2 separate regions of the Mus musculus genome follow, and region 1 is linked to region 2. The links are chromatin contacts, found by POLR2A ChIA-PET in ENCODE. All regions are on one chromosome and are shown on one strand. Each heading gives the region's core, a stretch centred on a gene start or an enhancer-like site at or near the end of the contact. The rest is flanking DNA. Distances are from core to core; before and after follow the strand shown.

The links. ChIA-PET counts read pairs that join two places held with the same protein, here RNA polymerase II (POLR2A).
Region 1: POLR2A ChIA-PET joins it to region 2 with 25 read pairs in embryonic stem cell. The contact joins the promoter of Spag7 here to the promoter of Psmb6 in region 2. POLR2A ChIA-PET finds 5 or more read pairs at or near these places in 4 of 5 experiments (Patski and embryonic stem cell).

The regions. Positions count from the first base shown.
Region 1 is chr11:70,667,828-70,671,323 of GRCm38, forward strand. Spag7 (sperm associated antigen 7) reads right to left here and starts at 1,589. Exons shown (of 7, transcript NM_172561.3): 1 at 1,370-1,589. The coding sequence starts at 1,454. Camta2 (calmodulin binding transcription activator 2) reads right to left here. Exons shown (of 23, transcript NM_001190376.1): 19 at 3,181-3,252; 20 at 3,064-3,084; 21 at 2,722-2,909; 22 at 2,519-2,593; 23 at 1,636-2,435. The coding sequence ends at 2,372.
Region 2 is chr11:70,523,022-70,526,913 of GRCm38, forward strand. Psmb6 (proteasome (prosome, macropain) subunit, beta type 6) reads left to right here and starts at 2,336. Exons shown (of 6, transcript NM_008946.4): 1 at 2,336-2,474; 2 at 2,864-2,931; 3 at 3,273-3,404; 4 at 3,523-3,652. The coding sequence starts at 2,376.

The DNA.
Region 1 (3,496 bases), core at 339-2,838, 140 kb after region 2:
CTTGGCCTTTCATTGTGTTCTGATTGCTTTTCCAGTGTTTTCTGCATCTTGGGAGGTAGCATAAGAACACTGAGGCTACGAGCTCACATCTGGGTTCCAAATTCAGCTTAGTAACCTGAGACCCGAGGCAAGTGGCTAAAGCCTCCTATTCTGACGGCTGATGGGAGCACACCTATTACTCAGCTGAACATTAAGTAACTCTAACTCCTGTTTCCTATTAAGCTCTGCTTTCCCATAGCTTTCGAACAGACTGCACTCCCTTTACTGAGTTACCTATTCTTTGTTGCTCGGCTCATTTCAGACAAGCCTGGGACTCCCAATTAATCTTTCCTACACATGTATATTAATTGGTTATTAAAATTCCGTATGATCATTAATAAACGTCCCAGACATGGTCTATAATCTCCTTGATGAGCATCTTTGGCTTCACAAGTTTTGTAAATAAGGGAGTACAGATATTTAACAGTCTTTGAACATTCTGAAAGCATCCTGTCTTGCCTCCTTTGAGCAGATGGGTAGTAGGTGCGGGTAGGAGACTTATCCACGACCAAGGCTCACGTGGTTGGGAGCTGGATGCACCTAAGGCTATCCTTTCTATAAAGTCCTTCACATGCGCTCCAAGCCAATACAGGGCAGGCCACTTCGGGCCGCACCCTACCCTGGCTGCCAAACCCCAGCGAGCTTTCTGGTTAGCTACTCAGCGCGGGGGCTGGGAAGGAGAGATGGCGAATCGGAGCCTGCGGGGCATTCTCATCTCTCCAATCAACATCACGATCTAGTTGGGCAGCACAGGAATTTAAGGCTATAGTTAGGAAAGGGCGGTGGAAGGTATGAGGGACTGGGTCAACTCAAGAAGGGGCATAAAGATAGGAGGATCCAGCCAACCAATGGGAGGAGCTGAGGCTGAGGTCGGTCAGAAAAGGTAACACTTTAAAGGTAGAGCTTTTGGCTGAGCTAGCCAATAGAGGGGAACAGACGGGTGGATGGGCGTGCCCTAAACTCAATCGTAATAGAACTGGAGATTCGCGGGACCGAGGCGATGGATACGACATCCTCCAATCGGAAGAAAGGCATCCTACTAATCAGAGCTCACCAACAGCAGACAGGCAGGCCCGTTGACCAATCGCAAACAAGGACTGTAAAAGGCGAGGATAGGAAGAAGAGACTGGAGGTAGAAGGCAGGCTGAGGTAGCCAATCATTGTTTGCAAAAGACAGCGGGCGGGCCGACAGGCCTTTTAGGGACTCTGAGGGTCTCAGAAGTGGCCTGTGGGGGGTCTGTTAGGGTAGGAGGTGGCATTATTCAAAGAGGGAAGAGTGTGGTCCCAAGAATCGGGCGAAGATACGCGGTTGTGAATCTGGGATCCTCACCTCGGGCCTTGCGCCGACTCTCCTGGTCACCGAGGCTGGGTGGTTTCTCCATGGAGCTCAGGATGGAGCCCAGTAGGTCCGCCATCTTGGGAATGAGTGAGAGGGGGCGGTGCGTCTTAAAGGGAAGGACGAAATGCCTTTAAGGCCGGAAACACGTCGGAAGCGAAAAACCGCGCTGCTCCGCCCCGCTTAAGGCAGCGAGATGAGGCCGGCGACTTGCGTGGCGACCTTCCTACCCCGCCCCCAGCAGAGAGAGGCCGGAGGCTAGCTGGTGCAGAGACGTTTAATGGCAATTCGTATAAACCAAGCCCATGCACAAGTAGAAAGTGCTCGTGGAGCCAGCCGGGGGCTCCCGCCGCGCCAGGGAATCAGACGCCCGGCCGCGCAGCGCCTTAAATAGATTCTTCACTATACTCTGTATGTTACAGTTATGTACACACCCCTCCCCACGGGAGCGGGACTCCGCCTCGCGATCCTATGTACACCCCCTCCTCTTTGGCCCCTACGTGGGCGACCAGAGAGTCAGGGTGATGGGGAAGACAGGGCCAGGAAAGGAGGAAACAGACGCAAACATGCGGAGTCAAGGTGGGGGCAGTCACCCCTGAAACACGAGGGCGCGCGCAGCGAAGGCAGCGGTGGGGACCGAGGCGGATACATTCATCAGAGACTCTCGAACAAATAAATAAGGCAAGTCAGGAAGGTCCGAGTCAGGTGCAGGCAGGAACGGGGATATGGAGAAGGTGCAGGCAGGGCTCCGGAGGTCACAGCTGAAGATGCAGATATGTGGGGCGTGGGTCTTCTGGAGCCGGAGACCAAAAGAGGAGGCACAACCAGAAGGGAGGAAACGTGTAAGGCCTGGGGGCGGGGGTTCTACGAAGGGCTCCCAAAAAGGTGAAGGGGTGAAGAGCTGCCGACAGGGGGCTCCCCTAGTCCCGAAAGCCCTCTCCTTGTTTAGACAGCCAGAAGGGGCTCCCAGGGTTTTGAAGAAAGGCGTTGGAGAGGTCAGGTGGCCAGTCCTGGCTGGGGCAGCCCCTCCAGCTCCTGGTTCTGCTTCAGTTCCCTCATTCTGCGGAGAGACAGAGCCAAGTCAGAGGAGACTGATGGATCAGAAAAGGTGTCAGGGCAGAGAGGTAAGGATGGGGTTAGAACCTGTGTCGGCAGCGCCGCAGGAACCTCATTATTTTCCGGGCTGCCTGGTCTTGCTTCTTGGTGAGAAAGGTGCCCCTGGTGGGAAAGAAGAGTCCCCACTTTAAGACCATTGTAGGGAAAGGCTGGAGGGCCGATAGAGGTAGTGGGCATTAACAAAGAGGTAAACTGAGGGCTGTATAGGGGCAGGAAGGGGTGGTCCCTACTTGTTTCGAGCAGGAAGGGGGCCTGAGGGCCGGTGAGGAGGCCCCGGCCTGCGGCGGTAGGAGCGGTAGTGCTGCTGGATAAGCACCGCTGCTCGGCGGCTCTGCTGAAACCGCTTCTGTTCATAGTAGCTTCGGAACTTGCTCTGAATCAGGATGGCCGCCTGAGTCATTTTCTTATAGAGTGCAAACTGCAGGGAAGGAGAGGGGGGACAGGAGCTGAAATGGAGAGACAGAAATCCAAACCTCTGAAGGTCACCCTTCAATTAGGCTGATGTAGAGCCCGTTCTCTGACCCACCCACGGCTGAATCAGACTACTCACACCCAGATCTCATGCCTAATACCTTAAGTGCAATCCAGGTCAGCTTGTGGAAAGAGAGGGGACGTTAGGGCTCTCATAGCACAGAGATAGATAGGTTAGGTGGACGCGTGTTGGTATACTTTTGAGAAAATGCTCTAACCTGCTTGTACTTCCGATAACAACGTTGGATCACCGCTGCGGCTACCTCCTGCTGCTCCTTCAGCCTCCGACCCTAAAGGAAGAGAATGAGGCCCCGTCTGAGCCTCTCAAGGCCCACCTAGTAGACTCTGGACCACCTCTTCCTCCCAGAGTCTCCTCCTTAAAACTTTTTAAAAACCATTTACTTATTTTGTGTGTGTGTATATAGGCTGCCTGTGTGTGGACACGAGAAGACAATTTGAAGCAGTCAGTTTCTTCTTCCACCATGAATTCCAGGGATCAGAATTAGGTTGTCAGGCTTGGTGGCAAGTACTGTG
Region 2 (3,892 bases), core at 1,086-3,585:
TCAGAAGACAACTGGCAGGTGTTGGCTTTCTCTTCCACCTAAGGGACAAGCCCCTTCACTGGCCGAGCTCTTTACTTGCCCAAAGCTGAAAACTTTTCACTCTAATCCAATGGGAGAAAAATATCTGCAAATCATATAGCCGGGGCTAGAGAGATGGCTCAGCAGTTAAGAACACTGACTGCTGATGTGTTAGAATGGCGGGTCTCGTCTCCATGGCACACTAGGCCAGAGCAATTCCATGTGGAAGCGGTTTTATGGGAAGAGAGAGACAAAAGTATTGGCAGAGAGAGAAGAGAGGGAAAGAGGAGAAAAAAAAATGAGGACAGGACGGTCTCCTTATTTGTATGGAAAATGACTTAACACAAGTAAAAGTGGGAGGTGAGCCAAATGGATTCTGGGAATATGGTGGCAGTTGTCTTGGCAACGGGTCTGCAGGTCACAGGTCGCAGGTCGAGCTGTTGCCTCATAGGTTTGGAATGTCCTGATGCCAACAACTGCTCTTCCAGAGGTCCTGAGTTAAATTTCCAGAAATCATCTGTAATGAGATCTGGTGCCCTCTTCTGGTGTGTCTGAACACAGATGCAGTGTATATACATAAAATACATAAATCTTTTTTTTTTTTTTTTTTTTTTTTTTTTTGGAGACAGGGTTTTTCTGTGTAGCCCTGGCTGTCCTGGAACTCACTCTGTAGACCAGGCTGGCCTCGAACTCTGAAATCTGCCTGCCTCTGCCTCCCAAGTGCTGGGATTAAAGGCGTGCACCACCACGCCCAGCTTTTTAAAAAATCCATATATCTGATGTTTCTACCTAAATATAAAAATAACACAATACAATAATTAAAAACTCAAGCAATTCTTTTTTAAAATTGACAAAGATCTTGAATGGACATTGCTGCAAAGAAGATACACAAAGAACTCACTAGCCATGGAAATATGCTTAACTAATTATTCGGGGAAAACAAATCAAAATCATACACTCACGTCCACATGCACTAGAATGGCACGATTTTTTTTTATTCTACAAACCATATTTAATTATAAAATCAAGAATTTTAGTATACAAGAATTGAGTTGGCCCAAGTATTTATATAAAGAACCAACCTACATAATTCATTAGACAAGAAATGATTTCTTCATTGTAATGACTCTTTTTTTTTCCATATTTTTTTATTGGGTATTTATTTCAATTACATTTCCAGTGCTATCCCAAAAGTCCCACACACGCTCCCCCACCCACTCCCCTACCCACCCACTCCCACTTCTTGGCCCTGGCGTTCCCCTGTACTGAGGCATATAAAGTTTGCACGACCAATGGGCCTCTCTTTCCACTGATGGCCGACTAGGCTATCTTCTGATTCATATGCAGCTAGAGACACGAGCTCCAGGGGGGGTATTGGTTAGTTCATATTGTTGTTCTACCTATAGGATTGCAGATCCCTTCAGCTCCTTGAGTACCTTCCCTAGCTCCTCCATTGGGGGCCCTGTGATCCATCCAATAGCTGACTGTGAGCATCCACTTCTGTGTTTGCCAGGCCCCGGCATAGTTTCACAAGAGACAGCCATATCTGGGTCCTTTTAGCAAAATCTTGCTAGTGTATGCAATGGTGTCAGCGTTTGGAAGCGGATTATGGGATGGATCCCCGGATATGGCAGTTTCTAGATGGTCCATCTTTTCGTCTCAGCTCGAATGGCACGATTTAAAATGTATTAAAAATATAATACATAGGTGAGAATGTGTAACGGTGGAAACCCTCAGATATGGCAGGGGTGATTGTCAAGGGGTATAGATGCTCCCAAAAAACAATTGTAGCTTCTTCAAAAGTTCTTGTGGGACCCGGGAAGTAGGTACCCCGGACTATTGAAAACACGACCTGACCATTCCAGTTTGTACTCTTATCTTGTGGGTTCTTTGAACTAGGACACCAATCAGGTTATAGTGTATCCAACCTGTTAACATTGCGACACAACGTTGTTATTTACAAAACCCACATACTTCAGACTATACAATCAAGTTACCAAAACAAACAAACGACCCCCCCCACACACACACACACACACCTAAAACCTTATAATGTAAATTAGGCTTCATTTCCAAGTATCCTTTGCCTCCGGGAGCCACAAGCCTCTGGTGAGGCAAATCTTTGAGAAGAGGCTCCGCCCTTTTCCCCCCTTCCTAGACCCGCCTCTTTTTTTTTTTTTTTTTGGTAATTTGACACACTGCCGTAAAGTGCCCACTGACTCTAACGACGAGTTCCTACCTCTGTCTTTTCCCTTCTGCCGTCAAGCAGCTTCGCTCCCAGAAGGCCACAGAGGCGGACTAAAGAGAGTGACGGAGCGCTTTACGACGGTTGCTTTGTGGCAGAGTAGCAGAGGAAGATGGCGGCCGCCTTAGCTGTTCGTCGAGCGGGGTCTGCACCGGCCTTTGGGCCGGAGGCTCTCACCCCAGACTGGGAAAACCGGGAAGTCTCCACAGGGGTGAGGAAAGAGCCAGAGTTCGGAAGACATGTACTAGGCCTGACGGGAGGAAAAACATGAAGCCCGAGTGGGTTTGACTGAGTGGGTTGGGGGGGGGGGAGCGCTGTGTTCTGCGAGAGGGAGAGGGATTCCTTGAATGCTGGCGTGGGGTGATACCTTTCGTGATGAGAGGTGAACAGTAGGCTGAAGCATAAGAGTCTGAATCCTGGGGTTTGGAGATTGTAGTTTTTATATTCTCTGACGTGTTGAGCCCCCTTAAGATTTGATAATAGGTTCGCGGAGCACGAATTTTGCATTATAAAATCCGGGTGAAGAATTATTGAGGTCGGTATATACTCGAGAATGCGGTAAGGCTAAAAGAGTTACCTTTTTTACACTATTCTTCCCAGACCACGATCATGGCTGTGCAGTTTAATGGGGGCGTGGTTCTAGGAGCGGACTCCAGGACAACCACTGGGTGAGCTCAAAACAGAAAGTCTTCCCGTTTCCCCTACTCCAAACATATACCATTCCTGCCTGTCAGCCCATCCTTACCCTCCTCAGACCACTGTGGCAAGAGAAGTTTCTCCACTACCTGGAGATAATAAGGACTTGTTCCTAATTCTGTGGTTTCCAGGCCCCCTCACCCTTTGGTGAACTACCAGTAAAGGTCTGTTCTCCATTCATCCGGCTTCATTTTCCATGAGGACTAGTAGGTGGTAGCAGTATTTGTATCCCTGGAGCTGCAGGGAGTAGACGGTGATGTGGTGGAGGAGGGAGGCAAGTGGGCTCCTTCTCACTGTTTCCGCCATCCTGCAGGTCCTACATCGCCAATCGAGTGACTGACAAGCTGACCCCTATCCACGATCACATCTTCTGCTGCCGCTCAGGCTCAGCCGCTGATACCCAAGCAGTGGCAGACGCTGTCACTTACCAGCTTGGTTTCCACAGGTACTTGTGGGCAGGGGAGGAACAACGACCCTGAAGGCTCTGGAACATAAGGCACTAAAAGGCCTGACTCCAGATCCTGATATTGCTTTGTTTGTGATCTTCCAACCCCACCTTCTAGTATTGAACTGAACGAGCCTCCACTAGTCCACACAGCCGCCAGTCTCTTTAAGGAGATGTGTTACCGGTACAGAGAAGATCTGATGGCAGGAATCATCATTGCAGGCTGGGACCCTCAAGAAGGAGGGCAGGTCAGGCCCTCCTCACCAGAGTACTGGAGTCACACCTCTGATGCTCCACCCCTTCGGCCATTTTGTTTGTCTGTCTGTCTGTCCGTCCTGTATGCATGTATCCTTATGGGTACATGTGTGTGGAGGCCAGAGGTGTGCCAGGGTTGTCTTCCTCATGAGACAGTCTCACTGAAGATAGAGCTCACTTTTAGCTAGGCTGCCTATCCAATGAGCTCTAGCAATTATACACCCTGCACCCTA